Regions from separate parts of the Homo sapiens genome. Here region 1 is linked to region 2. A link is a loop called in an ENCODE intact Hi-C map of the cell type or tissue named here. Cell type or tissue: heart left ventricle. All regions are shown on one strand. Links, peaks and the distances in the headings refer to the core of each region. The heading gives the core; the rest is flanking DNA.

Region 1 (10,741 bases), core at 831-8,830, 290 kb before region 2:
CTTAGAAGAGGGAACTGAGGCTCGGGAAGACTGATGGGCTTGCCCTGACTTGCCCTGCTCATCAGTGGCGGAACCTGGTTGCTGTGCCTCTCCGAGTCCTTGGCTTTTCCTGCAGCAAAGCTGGTGCACAGGGCTTGGCACAAACCAGATGCCCAGGAAGCGAGATGCGCACGTGCTTACGCCACACACACGAGGCCAGGCCTTGGCTTAGAACCTAGGCACCGTTCCCTCCAGCAGCAAAACCAGCTTTATGTGTGTGCCAAGAAAATCAAAACAGATCCCTCCTGGAAACCACTCATCAAAGCCCAAACAATAGTTGTTTTTCTCAAACTGGCTCCCCCTGAGAGGCAGGATTTTGGCTGTGGAAGCGGCTGCTGGGCCGAATGGGAGCATGCTCTGCTGCCGACAGAGGCCTGGCTGGCTTGGCCACATGGCTGCTCCAGCTCCGCCTGCCAACCCTTCTCTCCAGGCAGGCACCCACCTTGCATCCAAGATGCCTTCATACTCAGACAGCTGCCTCATAAAGCCCGCGTTGGGGCGCGTGATGCTGCGCTTCTGCTTTACATAGTTATATGCTTTTTCCAGAGGCCAGCCGAATTCCTTCATTGCATAGGCTATGACTGTGGAGGCCGAGCGACTCACGCCCATTTTGCAATGCACCAGGCACTTGGAATGGTTCCTCCTGCAGGGGTGGGAGCAGTTGGGGAGGAGAGATGGGGGAGAAGCAGTGGGGAAGGAGTTAAAAAGCTCCAACAACTTCATTCTCTCAGGTTTTACCCGAATCATTTTTTTAAACCCTGTAGATATCTTACTGCCGAAATCCTCCTACGTCTTAATGTTTACGGAGCAGATGTCCACGCACTCTCTAAAGGAAATACCACCACTGTAGAATCAATTAGCACACAATGGGATATCAAAAGAAATCTGTTCTGGCCTGGCCATGTTTTGTTTGCAGGGAGAGCTTCAATATTTGGCTGCCTTCAGGGACCAAGTGAGAATCTTCTCACATGGCTGGGATGGGCTAGGGGACCAAAAGCCCTTTCCTGAGACGAGAGTGGGCAGCTAACGGGATTTCTGCAAGAGCTACTCAGCTGCTACAGCAGATGGAGACAGTGAATGAGTTACTGCAGAAAAATGGGGTCAGCAAACTGAAAGCTGCAAGGCCCTGGGGAGAGCGAGATGCTCTTCAGACAGGAGGGCCAGGGAGCAGGAGTAAGGGCGGCCGCAAAAAAAAGCCAGGAGTGGAAGATGGGGCTGGCCGTTTATTTGTAAGGAGGCAGTGCTGGCCCAGGCCTGGCTGATTTACCAGATATGGCCCAGGAGACAGTGTTTCTTTAAGTATCACTTGCTCAAGAATGTGAAGGAGCGCCAAGCCAGTAAGGGCAGCACCTGCGAAACTTTATTTGTACAGAAGGCAGACCCACCAGGTGGGAGCCGGCTCTGGTTTCCTATACCCCAACCTTGAAATTCTCCTGCAAATCTCAGTGGGGTTTTTTCCCCCTAACTGCTGGTCTGAAGTTTCCGTCAAGGGAGTCTTGAGTTTGTCTCCTGGGAATATAAGGGAACTAAGATTTGGTTAAGGACACATCATGTGGCTTTGACCCAGAGGGAGATAAAGCAGAAGAGGGTGATTGTCTTGACAGCATCTCAAAGGGTTCTTTCTGTTCTTAATAAGGCAGAGCTGTTTCGCAGGGGAATAAAATGAGCACCAGAGACAGGTGAAACCGCTGACGGGCTCAGGGGCAGTGGGGCTGGCCATGACCTCCAACGTGCTGTCCTGTTTCATGCGACAGTAACTCAGGGAGGGAAGAAGGGCCGTATTCTTAGGGAGACAGTCCCAAAGAAGCTCTAAGCCCGTGTCCGTGCATGTCATCCCCTAGCCCTCTTTGGCTCAGTGACTTCCTAGGGGTGGGGCCCCTGAGTGTCCACTTGGTATCTGGGGCTTGCCTGGAATCAGAGCTGATGATGACAACTGGGGTCAAGTGTCACAATCAAAGATAGGTGGGAGAGACTAAGCTCAATAGGGACTCTACCTGGAGAGGACCAACCACTTTTCTCCTTTGGTGCTTGGAGTCCTGCGACTAAAAGCAAAGGTCCATCCCACATCAAGTCCACTCCCACCAGCCAACTCCTGCGTCTGGAGTCCCGTTAGGATCCCCCCTCCCACCAGCCGACTTCTGCATCTGCAGTCTCGTTCATTCCCACTCTCCCAGCCTCAGCAGGTTGGTTTCATCCTCAGCCCCGCCTCTCTGTCCACTTACTTCGCTTTGTTTATAAAATGATACGCTTCATTCCAGTGGGCGAGGAGGTCTGTGGTCTCTTCATCGTAGACTCGGATGTTATGATATGCAAATAAGCCAGGAAAAAAATTATCGATTTCTCTGGTAACATTTAAAATGTAATCAACCCTGCAATGAGAAAAAAATAAGAAACAAATTTGGACAATCTGAATGAGAAAGAAAAGCAAGGTAATAAAAACTGGCAGAGAAAAGAAAAGGAAACACACATTAACCAAGGGTCATATGTTCGTGGCGGGACTTTGGTTTTTCCTTAATAGCTATGTTTTTTGGTATTTTCTAAATGCCCTCTCAATGGTGAAAATGTGTTATATTTATACTAAGAAACCAAATTATTGTAAAGACCTTATAAAAAGAAAGCTCAGTTTAAAGCATTCTGGAAAATTAAATATACGTATTACTTAAATTTATAACTATTCATGACTATTATGAATATACAGAGGCTTAAAAAAATCCCAGTGTCTTCACTCTTAAAGAGCTAAAAAGCAGACTATATCCATCCATTATCTATATCCTTGGGAACTGCCTTAAATCTTTTTTTGGAAAAAGGCAAGATAGACAAATAAGTATTTGACAGGGTCTGCTAACCCAGGTTCTGTAGTTCTCTCAACTTAATCAATACTTTTACTTCTGGAAGAAAATAATGTCAGGAGTTAGAAAACATCTCAAATAGGTTTCATAATATTTAGACATGCTTAAAAAAATACCTAAGAAAATCATTAATTTATTCCCAGCAAGACGAAAGCACAGAAGAGTATGGCCTTACGTTTTAAGAATACTTTCTGTTGAAAGAATGCATCTTAACCGGTAGTTCTAAAGATGTATTTTAAGATTTGTTTAGTCTTGATTTTTAAACGTGGTAATTCTAGAATGTCATCATGTCAGGCCCACAGAACGGTGATTTTGTGGCTGTGTTGTTTTAAAAAAAAAAAAAAAAAAAGTCCAGACATCTGTTCTTGAAGGTCTAGATTGAAACATTTTTCATCCCTGCTGAGTGTTTGTCAGACTACGACAGGCATATGCTTCTGGCCAACACTGAGCGTAAAGTTGCAAGATTCCCACCAGGCCCCAAAGCATTAGCTCAGATAGAGCCCAAAGTGGCCCAGGGATCAGGGTTGCTGACTAACGCAACAGCCAGCAGACCTCTGCGTCCACACTAGGGTTTGCAGCAACTGTGCGGGGCAGGGAAGCGGGGTGGGGGTGAGGCAGCACAGAGCCTAATCAATATCCAGGCGGTCCTACAGCAATTAGAGTGTAATTTTAAGTTTTCCTCAATCCACACGATCACGCGAGACTTCGGCACAATCTAAACTCCATGAATTATTCAGGGCGTGGTGTTTGGAAGCACATCTGTTTAGCTATGCACATCAACCCCTGGCAGCCACTTCAGAGACCAGGGTGCAGGCAATTACAGGCAGGCAGCCCCAAGGTCTCCCCCTCCATGGCAGAGTGGAGGGTTTCTAAGCTGCCTGGAAGGACAGGGAAAGACAAGGGGAGGAGACTCACCCTGAGCCCTGCAGTTCCTCCAGATTGGATGCATTCCATTCAGAGCCCTGGGAGACAGATCACACAAGCTCCTGTGAGTGTCACATGTCAGCCTCAGAGCTGCTCAGGGGATGCATGGTTTGCCCTAGCTCTGGCGGTGAGGTCTTATTTCATGGCCCCATTGGCCTCAGAGAACAGAGAGAACCAGCGGCTGATATTCAAGGAGATTCCTGAGTGAGTACTCAGAGCATGAGAGGAAGGGAGGGAGGGACGGAGGGAGGGAAGGGTCCCGGCCCTCACTGGCCCCTTGGCCTTAGGGAAACAGCAAGTCCAGGAAAACCTGCTCTCCGTCTCCCCACTTCCTTTCCTAAGAGTCCAGTGGGGGGGGGTCCTGTAAGCAGAGGCAATGACCTGCGACCTCCCACCCAGGGAAGGGCACGTTCACAAGCCACTAATTAAAGCAGGAATCGTTCTACCTTCTGGGAAGTATTTTGGCAATACTGAAAAAGTTCCCACCCTCTGACCCAGTAATTCCACTTACAAAAAGCTATCCTGAGGAAATAATCAGAACTCACACAGTGATTTAGGTAGGAGGATATTTATAATTATTTGTAATAAACCAGTGGAAACCACCCAAACGTCCAAAGGGAAAAAATGAGTAAAATAAATGAGGCTGGATCTTCATGATGGAGTCTTTAAAACAAATAAATTTTGCAGAATATTTAATGACACAGGCAAATACCATGTAAGGAAAAAAAATTTTAAGAGAGGAGGATACAGGACTATATAAACATAAACAGTATGATCCTTTCTTTCTTTGTGCGTTTTCAAAGAAGCTATATATGCATTTTAAAAACCCAAAAAAACAGAAGATGGGAAAATAAATATGCCAAAATGTTAACAGGGACTACCTCTGGATTTGCGAGATCGGGAATGCTTTTTTCTTCTTTAGATTTATTTCTATTTTCAGACTTTCTGCAACATGTTTTAATTTAGTACTTTTAAAAAATGGTATCATTGAAAAACCTTCCACTCCCAAGCATTCAAAGGACATGGAACGGGGGAAAAAAAAAAAGAAAAGAAAAAATGATCACTTTCCTCTTAGGAAATGCAAACAACATAGTATCATAAAGAGCAAAAGAATCCACCTTTGTCTTCCTTGAAACTTCCTTTCCCAAGTTCCCAAGAGGGCAGACCCCTCAGGACCAGGGGTGGCAGGGCCCTGAGCAAGCTGGCAATGTGCGACACTAGCTGAATTTTCATATTTGAGGGAGAGGCCCAAACATAAAAATTCCTTTAGTATCTCTCATGGAAAAAGTGACATAAAGCACTGAACCACACTAAAAACATAACGCGAGTGCCGCTGAAGCTGAGACTGTCCTCTTGCTGTGACTGCCACCTAGTGGAGAAAGAAGGAAGGTGCCTTCTGTTCCCTTCTCACCAGGGAAATCAACAGACTTCCAGGGAGATCAGTGCCCAGGACTGCCCACACTTTCAAATCCACACATGTACATACATTTTAATCAATCACTATGAAATCTATATAGATTTGTATACAGAAATGTATTAAAAAATATACATATCTACTTATCTACATAGATATCATGACATATACATAACTCTTAATTACTTCCTACAGAAAACAAAGTCTTTCTTGTCTCTAGTAGTAAATTTACTTCCTTAGCTTTCCCAGGAAGCACTTTCTCCTCTAACAATGGTTACCATTAGTTAGCACCTGCAAAAACTGTACTCGGTGCTTTAAATATGTATTTTTAATTTTATTTTATTAAAAAAAATATTTTTTAGAGACAAGGTCTCACTATGTTGCCCAGGCTGGCTTCCAACTCCTAGGCTAAAGCTATCCTCCCCCTCAGCCTCCTGAGTAGCTGGGACTACAGGCATAAGCCACTGTGCCCAGTTTGTATTTCATTTAATCCTCATAGTCATCCCTTGGGGTATAGGATGAAGAAAAAAAGAGGAAAAGTGACTTCTTCCAAGTCACATAGCCGCTGAGGCTGAGGAGTGGGAATCCCGGCCCTGGTGGGCCCTGATTTTCATTACACCACTAGGCCTCTCTAATTTTAGTAACGTGCCTTCCTCTATAGCCTCTCTGACTTTGACAACTTGCCAGTTGCCTTCTATGGATATTCACAGCATTAAAACAATCTGAGCTAGCCGTGGAGGTGCACAGAAATCAGTACAACCCACCCAGAGCTACAGGACCCGGGTGAGGGCTTCCAGCGGCCCTGGAGCCGTGCATGGAAAAGCTGTCTGGACAAGCTCAGCGGGAGCTCCGTGTCAGCTGTGTGATCTCTCCTCCCTGTTGTTTCTCATGTCTCAGGATGCCTAGGCATAATTCTGGGGTTTGGTGAGGACACTTCCTTTAGTAACTGGGGTTTTTTAGCCCACAAACCACTTGGAAGTAACTGGATGGGGCCTATGTGTTAGTGGCTGAAGAAGACAAAGGGTTTGCAAGAGTCTGAAACACATGCCAGTTGACTACGCCAAATAGCTCCCAAACAACTCCCCGCAGCTCAGCTGGAAGCCACGTCTCAAACAGCTGGCTCAAGAGCAGATCAGCAGGCTGCAGGCCAGAGAAGGGGCCAAAGAGGGGAGCTCCTGCCAGCCAGGATGGAGGCTCTGGCAACTCAAGTTTTTTGCCTGCTTTTTCTCCCGGACTTGCTACAAACTCTTAAACAACCAGGGTCTGATTTATGTCCCCCAAACCAGATACTGCCAGGGCCATGCCTCTTACGAGATAAAGATGATCGAAGATAAGGGAGGGCTTGTCCATCTGTCCCAAGATAAGTAGCATCTCATTGTCTATAAATTCCTTGAGTTCCTTCAAGTTACAATTCATCTGTTTCTCTAATTCATTACGAATCTGTGGAGTAGAAAATATTAGGAAAAGTGATTTGTTAAAGAAAACAATCGTCCACCTCAAAAGAATTAAAGTTACAATGGAAACTGTGCCTATTTCCAAAAAAGGTGGGTGTTTTTTCTCTTTCAGAGTAATACATTTAGATACACGCAACATACATGCGTGGGTGGCAGGAATGCAGGTTATTCAGCTTAGAAGTAAACCCAACTGGGTAAAGTTTATTATTTCAAATAAGGAATTTGATTTCCATGAGATCTCTTCTACCAAGTTTAAACTTACTTTTACTTTTATAATTAAATGTCAAATACATCAAATAATCTAAAATCAGTTCTATCTTTCTTGGAAAGATATCACAATATGATTTTTAAAAAATGTATTCATTAATTAAAAGACAGGGCTGGATGGAGTGGCTCATGCCTGTAATCCCGGCACTCTGGGAGGCCTTGGTGGGAGGATTGCTTGAGGCCAGGAGTTCAAGACCAGCCTGGTCAACACAGGAAGACCAAGTCTCTTAAAAAAAAAAAAAAGATTATAAATGAACTTTTAAAATGTCAATTTTAACTTCTTAGATCCATCCAGTTGAATCTCTCATTGTAATTCATTGCATGCTTTGAATAAAAAGCAATGGAAAAAAAAGTGATCCAGGAAAAAACATGAAAAGGTAAAAAGGTAGAGAGAAATTATTCTAGAATTTGATACTTGCAGGTCAAGCTGTCATCCTGTGGAGAAATAAGTCTGCTGTCTCTTCCATAAAACCCAAGGTAATAGGGAGCAGAAGAGAGAACAAGGGGGTGTTATTAAAACAGATCAATGCTTCTCGGTGCAGTCTGTGGATCTCATGGACTTCTCCCCAAAGGCCATATAGGTGAGGCTCACAAAGGTCAAGAAATTCACTCAATGTCTCATAGCCGATAAGCGGCAGATCTGGACTCAAACTGGAGTCTGACTCCGAGGCCTGATACAATTGTAGAACGAGGCAGAAAAAAGCCTCCGGGGGCTGATACCAGAGGACAGGTAAAGACAACCAGATGTTGGGCCTGCTTTTGCTGCACTTTCGGGAGCAGGACACATGGAGGCTGCATGACCTCTGACCTGCAATGAAGGGAGGAGTTGTCTTACCTCTTTGGAAGTCACATTTTCTAGATCCTGGCTCATCATGATGCTTCGGAGCTTGGCTTTGATGAGGCGCTCGGTCCTTTCCCCTTCAGTGGGCCTGGAAAGAAATGACGTTTAGGAGAGCAAGGAGCTGTAGAAAGCTTGTGGTCGGAGGTTACAGGAATGCCAGATGCTCCTGGGTCTAAACAGAACACGGCTTGGCAAGGAGAGCACGCTTCTTGGTGTGCATGTTCTCAGGCAGCAGGGAGAGGTGCACAGAAAACCCGCTGCAGCTCTAGAACTCCCACGGGAGTCAACAGAGCAGGGAGCAGGTCAAGCGGGGAGAGGACAGTGTGGAAACTCCTTGCTCAGACGCTCTTAGGGCAGGATGCTGGGATGCCCAGCGCAACATCCCCAGGCCCCTGGGCCCTTGAGTCTCTGCTCGAACACGTGTGGGCATGAGGACCTCACTGTCTGAGGCAGCCCGGCCCAGCTGCAGCAGATCCCATTATCCCCTTTTTCCTCAGAATCAAAATCTGGGTATTTCCCTGCTCTGGTTTTAACTCTAGGGGACACACAGACCAGGATAATCCTTCTTCCCCATGAGGAATCTTCAAATATTCAAAGGCAACTACCCTTCCTCCGTGATTTCAAGGCCCTCTCCTAATGTGGCTTCCCATCCCTCAGGTCTCTGCCCTCTGAACACACTGTGGTTTATCCATAGTCTTCCCAAAATGCAGTGTCCTGGAGGAACACCACACTGTGGGAGCAGGGTCCTGACCCCGAGGGGAGGGGCGACCAGCATTCTCCCTAACTAGACTTCAGCGAGTGTGGCCTCTCCATGTCAGCGCTGTCGTAGGTCACACGACACAGGTCATGTGGTTCACCATGGCTGCTGCTAAGGCAGGCTGCCCTCACCAGTTGTGTTTTTGGATCCAAGGAAGCAGAGGACACATTCCTAACTCTCCTCAGAGCAGAGCGGGAGGCTCTGAGAATTAAGTCTCTGGTAATCTGAAGAGAAAAGGCCAGACCACAGAGCTCTGGAAGGAGTTGGGGACACAAAGGGCCACACATTCCTTTGAGAGTCTGATGGGAGTTACGGACCCCGTCCCCAGAAATGCATTCACCAAATTCATCAGTAATTTTTTTTTTTTTTTTCTTTTTTTTGCATGGGACAGGGGCCTGTGTCACAGACCCCTGCTTTAAACGCTGGTTCTGAGAAAGCTAGGGTTCTCACTCAAGGGACTCCAGGGGAGGTGTGGCCCAATGCAGGTTCAGGGTCGGGCACAGGGCAGGTGGGGGAGAGGCAGGTGCCTGTGGGCTTGGGTGCGCTCACACCAGAGGCACCTCACTTACTTGTCCACAAATAGCGCGGGGGAGTCGGGCCGCGTAGACTCCAGGTCCTGCATGGCGTTCCACTCGTTGATGCAGCTCTGCTCGGAGCTGATGCAGCTCTCATAGTAGGTAGCCCAGATGAGAGCTACACCCCCGGGGAAGTAGTTGTGCCTCCGGGCCACTTCGCAGGCCTTGTGAAGCACCTGCAGGGCAGACCTGGGGCGAGGAGAAGACAGGGTCAGGCCTGGGAAGGCACAAGAGATGCAGGGTTTTCTCCTCTGACAAAGGGGTTCAAATACGGGAAGGGAAGGGCAATGATTGATTGGTTGATTATTTCTTTTTGGGACAGAGTCTCGCTCTGTCACTCCCAGGCTAGAGTGCAGTGGCACGTTCTCGGCCCAATGCAATCTCCGCCTCCTGGGTTCAAGCAATTCTCCTGCATCAGCCTCCCGAGCAGCTGGGACCACAGGCGCCCACCACCACGCCCAGCTAATTTTTCTATTTTTAGGAGAGACAGGGTTTCACAATGTTGGACAGGCTGGTCTTGAATTCCTAGCCTCAAGTGATCTGCCCGCCTCGGCCTCCCAAAGTACTGGGATTATAGGCGTGAGCCACCATGCCCGGCTGAGAAGTGCAGTTTGTAAAGGGCTCACTCTTGGAGTCACACTTACACATACAGGCGGCTGGGGAATGCATATAGCCTGAAACATTCAGCCCGCCAGGACACGGAGCTAGTCCTTGGGACATATTCACTGATTGAATCTAAGAGTGGCCAGAACACCCCACATTATTTCCAAAGAGCAGCAGAAACAAACAACAACAAACTACTTCATAACTCTTCCAATCAGGTGGTTCACGGGTTATTTTACAACCCATCAATTAACTCCAGAGAATTAAGAACTGCTCCTGAAGCGTGGTAACCCTGAACATATGTTCATATGACCCACATTGAACCTAAGACCCACAATTAAGCTTAGCAGCTGGAAGAAAAAGTCTTTAATATGCAACAGAGACATCTGCCTGCATTCTAAATAATTACATTTCCACCCATCCCCCCATCAACATTCTAATAGCTTAGATGCTTAGATTTCTTAAGAAAACAAGTTCTAGAAAGTCATTTTAATATAGAAACTAACTGAAGAGGTTTGGGGAGCAGACTGGGAAACAATATTAAGAATCTATGTTTTATTTAGTCACCCTCTTTTACTTCTTTTTTTTTTTTTTTTTTTTTTTTTTGTTTGAGAGAGAGTCTCACTCCATCGCCCGGGCTGGAGTGCAGGGGCGTGATCTCGGTTCACGGCAACCTCCATGTCCTGGGTTCAACTAATTCTCTTGCCTCAGCCTCCTGAGTAGCTGGGACTACAGGTGTGTACCGTCACACCTGGCTATTTTTTGTATTTTTAGTACAGACAGCATTTTGCCATGTTGGCCAGGCTGGTCTCAAACTCCTGACCTCAGGTCATCCACCCACCGTGGCCTCCCAAAGTGCTGGGGTTACAGTTGTGAGCCACCACGCCTAGCCCATTTTACTTCTTTTTACAAAAATATAGGCTGAGGCCAGGTACGGTGGCTCACGCCTGGAATCCCAGCACTTTGGGAGGAGGCTGAGGTGGGAGGACTGCTTGAGGCCAGGAGTTTGAGACCAGCC
Region 2 (10,741 bases), core at 805-8,804:
TAGCAGTTTGAGACCAAGCCTGGGCAACATAGAAAAACCCTGTCTCAAAAAAAAAAAAGAAAGAAAAAGAGAAGAAGAAATTATCTCATTCAGCTGTTTGTTCAGGAGTTAATCACCTCTCACTTCCTACTCCGGGATGAGCTCCAGGATCCAGGAAGACCGAGTGCTGGCGCTATTCCACTCTTAGAGCCCCAGTGTACTAAGAAATGATTTGTACCAATGAACCAAATAGGGTGGAACCCTAAACACTTCCTTTTGGAGGAGACAGAAGACTTGTAACATTGAGTCCACTAAACAGGGTGTCACCTGTTGATGAGCACAAAGTTGAAGGTCTGTCCAGTCACCCCAGAGACGTGATCCCGGATGCGCTCTAGAACTGGGATCCAGGGCTTTGGAGACAGCGTGAGGCCTGAAAATGTGTAGGTCAGCCCAGCGTCGCCATACGTTGCCTGCTTCCTGGGCACACTGTGCCACTTCCCGAATACCTGGACTCTGGCCAGTGCTCCTGTGCAGAGGAAACATGGCAGTTCCTTTCTACCTGACCCCCATCTAGAAATCCAGATGCCCCCCCCAACCCGCACTGCCATCACCAGAAATCCAGTGCCCCACATACATGCTCCCTGGGTATTCAAGATTGAAAGGGAAGTAAGGAATAACATTTCCCCGTCATTCCATGCAATTTAAACCCCTCTTCAATCATCATTTTGGCTTGCCCCAAATTTTCTTTTTGTTTTGTTTTCTTTGAGACAGGGTCTCCCTGTGTCACCCAGGCTGGAGTACAGTAGCACAATCTCAGCGCACTTCAACCTCCACCTCCCGTGCTCCAGCAATCCTCCCGCATCAGCCTCCTGAATAGCTGGGACCACAGGGGCGTGCCACCATGCCTGGCTAACTTTTTTGTAAGCTCACTGCAACCTCCACCTCCAGGGCTCCAGCAGCCCTCCTGCCTCAGCCTCCTGAGTAGCTGGGACCACAGGGGCATGCCACCATGCCCGGCTAACTTTTTTTGTATTTTTTTGTAAGACACAGGGTTTTATCATGTTGCCTAGACTGGTCTTGAACTCCTGGGCTCAAGTGGTCCGCCCACCTCAGTCTCCCAAAGTCTGGGATTATAGGTGTGCACCACTGCACCAAGCCAACTGCCCCAAATGTTCATGTAAGAACAGTGACTCTTGTTCTACAAGGAGAGAAACATGGTCCTGGGCCATTTTTTTAGTGAACACTGTAACTTAACTGCCTTAACTACAGTAAGGGCAGAATAAAGAGGCTGAAATTGGAACACGATAAAGTTAGTTTACAGGCTAGGATAGCTTGTCAACTGTAGGGACTAAGGGCATGTGACCCCATGAAAGATGGGGCTCACACTGCTGGGGTCTCTTGTGGGCATTTCTTTTTTTAAAGAGATGGTGAGCCAGGCGCGCTGGCTCATGCTTGCAATCCCAGCACTTTGGGAGGCCAAGGCGAGGATCACTCAAGGCCAGGAGTTCAATTAACAGCCTGGGTAACACAGTGAGACCTACAGATAATTTAAAAATTATCCAGGCTTGGTGGTGTACATCTGTGGTCCCAGTTACTTAGGATGCTGAGGTGGGAGAATCACTTGAGCCCAGGCGGACGAGGCTGCAGTGAGCCAAGATCGTGCCCCTGCCCTCCAGCCTAGGTGACAGAGCGAGACCCTGTCTCAAAGCATAAAAGAATAAAGTGACGAGGGGGTCTCACTATGTTGCCCAGGCTGGACTTGAACTCCTGGCCTCAAGTGATCCTCCTGCCTCAGCCTCCAGAGTAGCTGGGATTACAGGTGTGTACCACCGTGCCTGGCCTGTGGGCTTTCGTTTTTTGTTTTGTTTTGTTTTGAGACACAGTCTCACTCTGTTGCCCAGGCTGGAGTGCAGTGGTGCGATCTCGGCTCACTGCAACCTCTGCCTCCCGGTTTCAAGTGATTGTCCTGCCTCAGCCTCTCAAGTAGCTGGGACTACAGGCATGCACCACTACGCACAGCTCATTTTTTGTTGTTGTTGTTGTATTTTAGTAGAGATAGGGTTTCACCATATTGGCCAAGCTGGTCTCGAACTCCTGACCTCAAGTGATTCGCCCGTCTCGGGCTCCCAAAGTGCTGGGATTACAGGCGCGAGCCACCACGCCTAGCTTCCTGTGGGCTTTTCTATGCCTCTCTGCCAGATCCTTGTGTCCTCATTACAGGATAGAGGTGTGGTTCTCAACATGTGCTCCCCAGACCAGCAGCACCTGGACTCTCCTTAGAAACTAAACTAAACCACAGGGGTAGGGTCCAGCAATCCAAGTCCTGCCAACAGCAAGTCCACCAGGTGATGCTGAGAACCACTGGTGTGGAGAAATTACCTGGTTATTTGCCATCTCTCCTATGAGACCAGTGATTCTCAAACCCTGACTGCCCATGAGAATCACCTGGAAGCTTTTTAAACAAACAAGTGGTCAGCCTGCACTCGGAGCGATTCTGATTGAAGTGCTCTGCAGTAGAACCCAGCACGTTTTTTTACTTTGTTTTGTAAACTTTCCCAGAAGATACTCATCAGTAGCCAAGGAGAGATTCACTCGAGTCATCTGTCAGCTCCTAGTAGACAGGCAATCCAGTTTCTTTCAAGTTTATGTCCCAAGCACCTAAGGGGCTTAGCCCAGAGGTGCTCAGAGAATATTGGATGAATCCATTAGTGAACCCATCAGTAAATAATGGATCCTGAGTTCAGATTTCTCCAAACATACGATCATTAATTGCACCAAACAAGCCCTCAATGCACACACACACACACACACACCCCTCTGCTTACCTGTAAAATATTCTACTTCTTTCTCCAACTCTTGGAAAATCTCATCTGCCTCAGCTTTGCCAAACAGGACTGTGTAACTGCAGTCCAGGCCCTCAGCCCGAATGTGCCGCCAGCTAGGGCCTGCTGAGTGGCCTCCATTCCCTGGGGCCTCTCTCCTGGGCCTCTTCCTTGTGCTTTCTTTGTCTCCTCCCAACACAGCTGGCTCTTCTCCAGTTGGCTCTTGCTCCTCCTGCTTCCTCAAAAGGCCCCCTTGAGCCCCTTTCACCAGGAATCTGTCCATCCTGTCCCCACAGGAAAGAAGGGACGTCAGTGGCGAGGCCAAGACAGAAATTGCTCAAGTTCTATCCCCAGTGCAAAAATCTGTTTGTCCAAGGGGTCTCACAGCAACATTCCTAGTTTCACATTTTCATTTTAAAGTTTAAAACCATGTCCTAGAAAGGAAACAGAAGATGTTAAAGCCGGAAGGGACCCTAGGGACAATCTGATCCAGGGTCTCCCACGTCCACCTGTGCATCAGAATCAGCTGGCTAGCTTGCAAAAACCCAGAGGTCTGCACTCCACGCCTGAGCACCTGAATTTTTAAAGAACTACCTCCTGGGAATTCGCACGCCACAGCTAAACTTAGAAACTACAATCCAAACCCTCATTTTGCAGAAGGGGAAACTGTTGCCCACAGAGGCGAAGAGGTTTGCCCAAAGTCAACTGTCCACCCCTTTAAGGAGGAAGGACCCATAACTGACCTCGCTGCCCCCCACCAGTGTTAAAATAGATCAGTCTAGTGATGCTCAAGTGGATACGATTCAGAAGCGAGACGCAAAGAGGTTAAACACGGGTAAACCGCACGCAAAATTCTGATATCACTGCAACACGTCCGTGGGGTGGGGGTGGCAAGAGTGCTCTAGCATCGCAGCTCCGGCGCAGATCGGAATCCCGCAGTCACCCTGGTGGCCTCGTGGTGGGAAAGACGCGCCCCAGCGAATCGGTCGCGTCACTTCCGGAGCACGCTGGGAACTACGGCAGGCTAGGGCGCAAAGAGAGCAGCCGGGCGGCCCCCTGGTGCCACCTGCTGGCCTCCCGTGTGTGGCAAGCACTGCCGCTTTCCCGTTGATCACCTGTTGGGCCACTGTCGAGAATCACGGCTGGGGTGAGAACTGTGGCTTGGCGTCACTTCTCAGTGAGGGTTACTTTGGTGTCCGGAAAGGGCGTTGGGCCACCAGTATATTGTCACGAGTGGGAGCAGGAGTTCTGCAGTCGGATATCGTGGATTCTGTTTCTGTCTCCTCCGCCCTGGCTGTGTGGCCTCCCACAGGTCACTTAACCTCTCTGGGGTTAAGTTGCCTCATCTGTGAAGTGCGGACTACAGCACCTATGTCATGAGAGCGCCTGAGGAGATGACAGGATGCATGAGAAATGCTCTGTCCTCTAAATAAATGTTGGTTCCATTATTGCTCGTTTTTCTTTGTTTTCTTGTTTTTTGATGTTGTTCTTGTTTGTTTTGTTTTTTTGAGACAGGATCTCACTCTGTTGCCCAAGCTGGAATGCAATGGCATGATCATAGCTCACTGCAGCCTTGAACTCCTGGGTTAGAGCGATCCTCCCGTCTCAGCCTCTGGAGTAGCTGGGACTACAGGCACATCCCACCCCACCCTAAATAATTTTTTTATTATTTTTAGTAGAGATAGGGCCTTGCTATGTTGCCCAGGCTGGTCTCAAGCTCCTGGGCTCAAGTGATCCTCCCACCTGGGCCTCCCAAATTGTTGGGATTACAGGCGTGAGCCACCACGACCGGCTCCTAATTTTTATTTACTCTGTCTCCCCTCAATGGAACGAAAGCTCCATGAGATCAGAGGCTTTGTTTTGACAGATTTCAACAAATGTACAATATTGTATGATCACCACCACAATCAAGATCTAAGACAGTTCCGTCCCTCCATAAAACTGCTCCAGCCTCTTAATCAACTTCGCCCATCACCCAGCATCAGCAACCACTGATCTGTCTTCTCTCCCTATAGTTTTGCCTTTTCCAGAATTTCATATACAGGGAATTGCCGTGGTTTGAATATCTGTTCCTCCAAAATCCGCGTTGAAATTTAATCCTCAGTGTGGCAGTATTGAGAGGTGGGGCCTTGAAGAGGTGATTGGGACATGAGAGCTCTGTCATAATGTCCTCATAAATGAATTAATAGATTAATGGGCTCAGGGGTTAATGGGTTAATGGGTTACCGTGGGAGTGGGACTGGTGGCTTTATAAAAGGAAGAAGAGAGACCTGAGCTAGCACACTCAGGCCCCTCGCGATGTGATGCCCTACACGGCTTCAGGACTCAACAGAGTCCCCACCAGCAAGAGGGTTTTCACCAGATGCAGCCCCTCAACCTCGGACCTCTCAGCCTCTATGAGAAATGCCTTTGTGGGACTTCTTTCACTTAAGCATATTGCTTTTAAGATTCATTTATGCGCCCCCCCACCTCCCCGCTTTTTTTTGTGAGACAAGGTCTGGCTCTACTGCCTAAGCTGGAGTGCAGTTGCATGATCTCGGCTCACTGCAACCTCCACTTCCCAGGCTCCACTCCCACCTCAGCCTCCCAAGTAGCTGGGACTACAGGCATGCACCACTACACCCGGCTAATTTTTGTATTTTTTGTAGAGATGGGTTTTTGCCATGTTGCCCAGGCTGGTCTCCATAGTCTTCAGCTGGTGAGCTGAAGAAATCCGCCTGCCTTGGCCTCCCAAAGTGCTGGAATTGCAGTCATGAGCCGCTGTGCCCAGTCGTATATGCACATTTGTATTACTTATTTGTTCCTTTTTATTACTGGTATAGAAGGGATGCCCCACAGGAGTAGGCCCCACATAGGGTTGTTTCTCTGATTTTAGGTTACTATGAGTAAAATCACTATAAACATTCACATACAAGCTTTGTGAATATAGTTTTTCATTTCCCTTGGGTAAATAATGCCTAGGTGTGGGAGTGCTGGGTCATAGTGGCTCTAAGGGCAAATGATTTTCAGCTTTGAGCCTCTCTCCCTTAGACTTCAGCTTCTTGTCCTAGGCACTGGGACACACCAGCAACAAGAAGCAGCAAGTTCCTTTCTTCACTCAGGTTACATTTCGGGGATGGAGACAGAAACACACAAGGAAAGAATAAATAATATGCTGTCTCTAAAGAAATTGTGTAAAAAGAAAAAATAAATAAGATGCTTTTGTATAGTATAGCAGTTATAGAGCAATGGGCTAGAAAGTGGGGCAGGAGGAGAAGTCCTTTTCAGGGAAAGATCCTGAGCTGAGACCTGAGGCTTTCCAGGCAAGGGGACGGTGAATGCAAGGGTGTGCAGGCCACAGGGGGACAAGCTGGGTGTGTCCAGCAATTGTGCTGGGAGCTGGACTCAGTAGTGGGGGCTTCCATCAGAGAGGAGGCAGCACTGAGACCTGGGTAGGAAGCTGGGGTTTATTCTAAGCCTTTTTGAAAACCAAAGAAGGGTTTTAACCTAAGGATTGTCTTTTTTTTCTTTTTCTTTTTTTTGTTTGTAGACAGGGTCTTGCTCTGTCACCCAGGCTGGAGTGCAGTGGCACAATCTCAGCTCACTGCAACCTCCGCCTCCCGGGTTCAAGTGATTCTCCTGCCTCAGCCTCCTGAGTAGCTGGGATTGCAAATGCATGCCACCACGCCTGGCTAATTTTTGTATTTTTAGTAGAGACGGGGTTTCACCATGTTTGCCAGGCTGGTCTCGAACTCCTGTGCTCAAGCGATACGCCCCTCCTTGGCCTCCCAAAGTGTTGGGATTACAGGCGTGAGCCACCGAGCTGGGCCAGGCCCCAGGTATTGTCATGATGTAAAAATCTCTCTCTAGAAAAGAGAACACCAGCTTCCCAGCTGGTCTTCTGTAGCTAGGAGATGCAAGAGCAGCAGTTGAATTTGAGGTTTGCTTTGGAGAAAGAACCAAAAGCAGATATGGATGGTTTGGATGTGAGGGAGGGAAAGAGAATCCTAAGTGTATTAGTAGTGGTGGGAGGAGGTTCGGTACAGTGGTGTCATTTGGAAGACAAATCGTTGGTGTTTAACCTCTATGACCCGAAAGTCTCCCACAAGCCTGATACATTAGGCAAAATGTTTGACTGCACTAAGCCTTAGTTTATCGTCATAAAATAGGCCATGAAAATTGCGTGAGAAAATGTATATAACAGTTCAACAAATAATATTGGCTGGGTGTGGTGGCTCATGCCTGTAATCCCAGCACTTTGGGAGGCCAAGGTGGGCAGATCGCCTGAGGTCAGGAGTTCGAGACCAGACTGGCCAACATGGTGAGATCCCCCATCTCTACTAAAAAAATACAAAACACACTTGGGCAAACATGGTGAAACCCCATTTCTACTAAAAATAGAAAAATTAGCCAGGCGTGGTGGCGCGCGCCTATAATCCTAGCTGAGGCACGAGAATCGCTTGAATCCGGGAGGCGGAGGTTGCAGTGGGCTGAGATCACACCACTGCATTCCAGCCTGGGCGACAGAGCAAGACTCTGTCTCAAAAACAAAATACACACACAAAATATAATAGTATTTGTTTGTTTGTTTGTTTTTGAGATGCCTCGGATTACAGTGCGGGGATTACAGACGTGAGCCATCAAGCCCGGACAATATTATTATATTGTTCATTGCACTCCCACAACACCCCTAAGGGGCAGGAACTTTTCTTCCCAGCCCCCTCCCCCCGACCCCACCGAGAGACAGGGTCTCGCTCTGTCGCCCAGGCCTGGAGTGCATTGGCGCGATCAAAGCTCACTACAGCTCAGACCCTCTGGCCTCAAGCGATCCTCCAGCCTGGGCCTCCCAAAGCGCTAGGATTACAGGCGTGGGCCACCGCGCCTGACCAGTCTTCTCTTCTTGCAGCTGAGCCTTAAGAGCCTGTCCAAAGAGCAGAGGTGGGCTGAAGGCACAAAGCGAATGAAAGAATAGGCCCCCGGGCACCGTTGCACGCCCCACCTCCTCCCAGGGGCGTTGCACTCCAGCCCCTCCCGCACATGCGCACTGGGCCTTCCACCGCCCCCCGCCCCCAGCAAAGCCCCCCGCTCGGAGCATGCGCGGGCCGCTTGGCGCCAATTGCTGACCGCCACAGCCACAGCCAGGGCTAGCCTCGCCGGTTCCCGGGTGGCGCGCGTTCGCTGCCTCCTCAGCTCCAGGATGATCGGCCAGAAGACGCTCTACTCCTTTTTCTCCCCCAGCCCCGCCAGGAAGCGACACGCCCCCAGCCCCGAGCCGGCCGTCCAGGGGACCGGCGTGGCTGGGGTGCCTGAGGAAAGCGGAGATGCGGCGGTGAGGCGCGGCTTGGGCCGGGGCTAGGGGGTGAAGGGGGAGGAAGGCGGTGGGCCCCGCCTGACGGAGGGCGTGCAGGATCGCGCCTCTGACTCGGTAAACCCGGGCTCCGCTTTCCAAATAGCCTCCACGTGTTCAAAATAGCCGCCGCTGTCCCCCATGGGCCGCCATGCTAAAGGGCCAGCCAATGGGAACGCGTCTCGGGGCCCATGGCGCCAATCCGCGCGCCGCAGGCCCTCCTGGCTCGGTGCGCTGTCCAATCAGAGGGGAGAGGGGGCGGGACCCAGAGGGAGGTTTTTTGCCGCGAAAAGACCACGTGGGGACGCGGTGGGGCGGGTCTGGCGGGGGCGGGGCACCTCTGTGCAGGGTTCCCAGTCACCGCGACGCTCCTCGGGAAGCCATAGGGCGCCTCCCAGCCCGTCTCCCCGCTCCAGTTTAGAACCTAATTCCCAATTCCCGGACCGGGCCCAGCCCTGGGCTCTTACTGTCCGCTTTTGCTGGGACCTGTTCCACAAATGGGCGTCTTCTGCCTTGGGCCGTGGGGGTTGGGCCGGAAGCTGCGGACGCCTGGGAAGGGGCCGCTGCAGCTCTTGAGCCGCCTCTGCGGGGACCACTTGCAGGCCATCCCAGCCAAGAAGGCCCCGGCTGGGCAGGAGGAGCCTGGGACGCCGCCCTCCTCGCCGCTGAGTGCCGAGCAGTTGGACCGGATCCAGAGGAACAAGGCCGCGGCCCTGCTCAGACTCGCGGCCCGCAACGTGCCCGTGGGCTTTGGAGAGAGCTGGAAGAAGCACCTCAGCGGGGAGTTCGGGAAACCGTATTTTATCAAGGTAAATATGGAAATGCACCTTCCATAAGGGTAAATGTGGAGGCTGCCGGCCCTTTTGTCTTGTTAGTGTAGCCGGCCAAGTTCATGTTTCCGTAGGCTTAGGTTGTACCCCCTTCAACCTCCTTTACTCACAAAGGGGGTAAAAGAAAGCCATGATGTTTCACTCTGCAGCTTTATATTGGTTAAAGTTGTTAACGACCCGCGAGATGATATCATGGATTCATTTAAGTCACATAGTCTATTGTCCAGGAAAGGCTGGCGTAGTAAAATCACCAACCATCCTGAATGAAACCTGGCTTGAGCTTTAAAAAGCCGAGAGGAGTGGCACTGTCAGGACCCAGCCCAGAGAAAGAGGCAAGGAATTGACCTGATTGAACCACTTAGGTGGGGGGGCAGGCACTGTTTTTGTTTGTTGTTTTTTAAAAGAATTTGGACATAACATGACAAAGAACTAATGATGTTCCAAATAACTTGCACTAGAAGCTTTCTTATTGAATTCTTATGGTTTCCAATGAGAATCTGATTTTAAGTCTAGTTTATCTTTAAATCAGCTAATGGGATTTGTTGCAGAAGAAAGAAAGCATTACACTGTTTATCCACCCCCACACCAAGTCTTCACCTGGACCCAGATGTGTGACATAAAAGATGTAAGTACAACTTGTTGATAATTTTTATTGGGGAGAAGGAGTCAAATAGTATTTTTAAATTAGGGACACTGGAGTTAAGCCACAGTCCATCATTCAGTAGTAAATAAAACACTGAAATCCCGAGGTTTGGCTGACTGTATTTCAGCCTGTATTTACTCTTTTTAATGTTTACCACGTGGTATTTATGTGGCAAAAAGGAAAACTATGTACATCCTGTGCTCTTATTTCTTGTATTTTTTTTAAATCCTGAAACTAACCTCCCGCGGTGTCAGATGTTATGGTGGTGGTGAAGTTCAAACTGACACACAAAGCAGTTAAATCTTTTGCAGCTTGTTATAGTCAACCCCACCTTGACCTGACCACACTGCCTTATAGTTAGCACTTTCAAGCTCTTGACTTCTGGCCTGAACAGTTTTGTGGTTCTGTTATCAGATCCCTTTGCTTTAGTTTGTCTTATATAACAGTTGCTGGTTGGCGGCTCTCATCCATCTTGTGTTCAGAAGTTCGTGGGGCTGGGCACGGTGGCTCATGCCTGTAATCCCAGCACTTTCGGAGGCCAAAGTGGGAGGATCATTTGAGGTCAGGAGTTCAAGACCAATGAAACCTGGTCTCTCCTAAAATACAAAAATTAGCCGGGCATGGTGGCGCACGCCTGTAATTCCAGCTACTTGGGAGGCTGAGGTGGGAGAATCGCATGAGCCCAGGAGGCGGAGGTTGCAGTGAGCTGAGATCACACCACTTCACTCCAGCGTGGGCGACAGAGCCAGACCCTGTCTCAAAACAAAAAAAAAACCGTGGCTTCTCACTGTTGAACTATGAAAGCAGAGCAACCCTCTTTAAATAGGGCCACGTCCTACCTCTCAGCCTTACCTCCACCTCCCACTCTCCCACTCCAGAGTTGGACAGTGTGGCAAACCCCTCCCCACTTCTGTCTCTTAAAAATCAAGTAGATGCCTCTGTGGCACCTCCTTGAATTGAAGTCCGTTGCCTGCCACCTCTGTGATCCAGTTTTCCTCTGAGCTGCTACGATGCATTTAGCACCTGCTGACACTGGACTTTTAGGTTTCTTACCCGTTTTCCTCCCCCGTTTTGTAAACTGGGGCAAGAATCTTGTGATTTAATGAATATCTGTGAAATGACATAGAAGTGAAATAGGTGA

Evidence for each region. A loop is a pair of places that touch in the nucleus more often than their neighbours do. Peaks named below come from ENCODE experiments on the same cell type or tissue, not always from the same donor. Only the 100,000 strongest peaks of a DNase experiment are listed, where the experiment ranks them.
Region 1: it touches region 2 in a loop (2.9-fold over the local background); 34 of 110 quality-filtered maps call a loop at or near these places.

What each region holds. Positions count from the first base shown.
Region 1 is chr12:108,798,519-108,809,259 of GRCh38, forward strand. SSH1 (slingshot protein phosphatase 1) reads right to left here. Exons shown (of 15, transcript NM_018984.4): 8 at 9,115-9,309; 9 at 7,783-7,876; 10 at 6,538-6,666; 11 at 3,804-3,850; 12 at 2,262-2,408; 13 at 482-682. LOC101929204 (a long non-coding RNA gene) reads left to right here and starts at 3,612. Exons shown (of 4, transcript XR_945329.3): 1 at 3,612-4,016. RefSeq lists enhancers at 1-348, 3,078-4,031, 7,076-8,275. In heart left ventricle, for the core only: CTCF peaks have their summits at 5,188 (motif pointing left) and 5,393; DNase peaks (open chromatin) are centred at 3,443 and 6,363; H3K4me3 peaks cover 1,750 bases; H3K27ac peaks cover 6,915 bases.
Region 2 is chr12:109,089,703-109,100,443 of GRCh38, forward strand. ALKBH2 (alkB homolog 2, alpha-ketoglutarate dependent dioxygenase) reads right to left here and starts at 3,770. Exons shown (of 4, transcript NM_001145374.2): 1 at 3,545-3,770; 2 at 2,805-3,235; 3 at 307-505. The coding sequence starts at 3,084. UNG (uracil DNA glycosylase) reads left to right here and starts at 7,895. Exons shown (of 7, transcript NM_080911.3): 1 at 7,895-8,109; 2 at 8,730-8,936; 3 at 9,487-9,582. The coding sequence starts at 7,978. RefSeq lists a silencer at 8,074-8,463. In heart left ventricle, for the core only: CTCF peaks have their summits at 3,870 (motif pointing left) and 4,071; DNase peaks (open chromatin) are centred at 3,809, 7,659, 8,369 and 8,729; H3K4me3 peaks cover 2,352 bases; H3K27ac peaks cover 850 bases.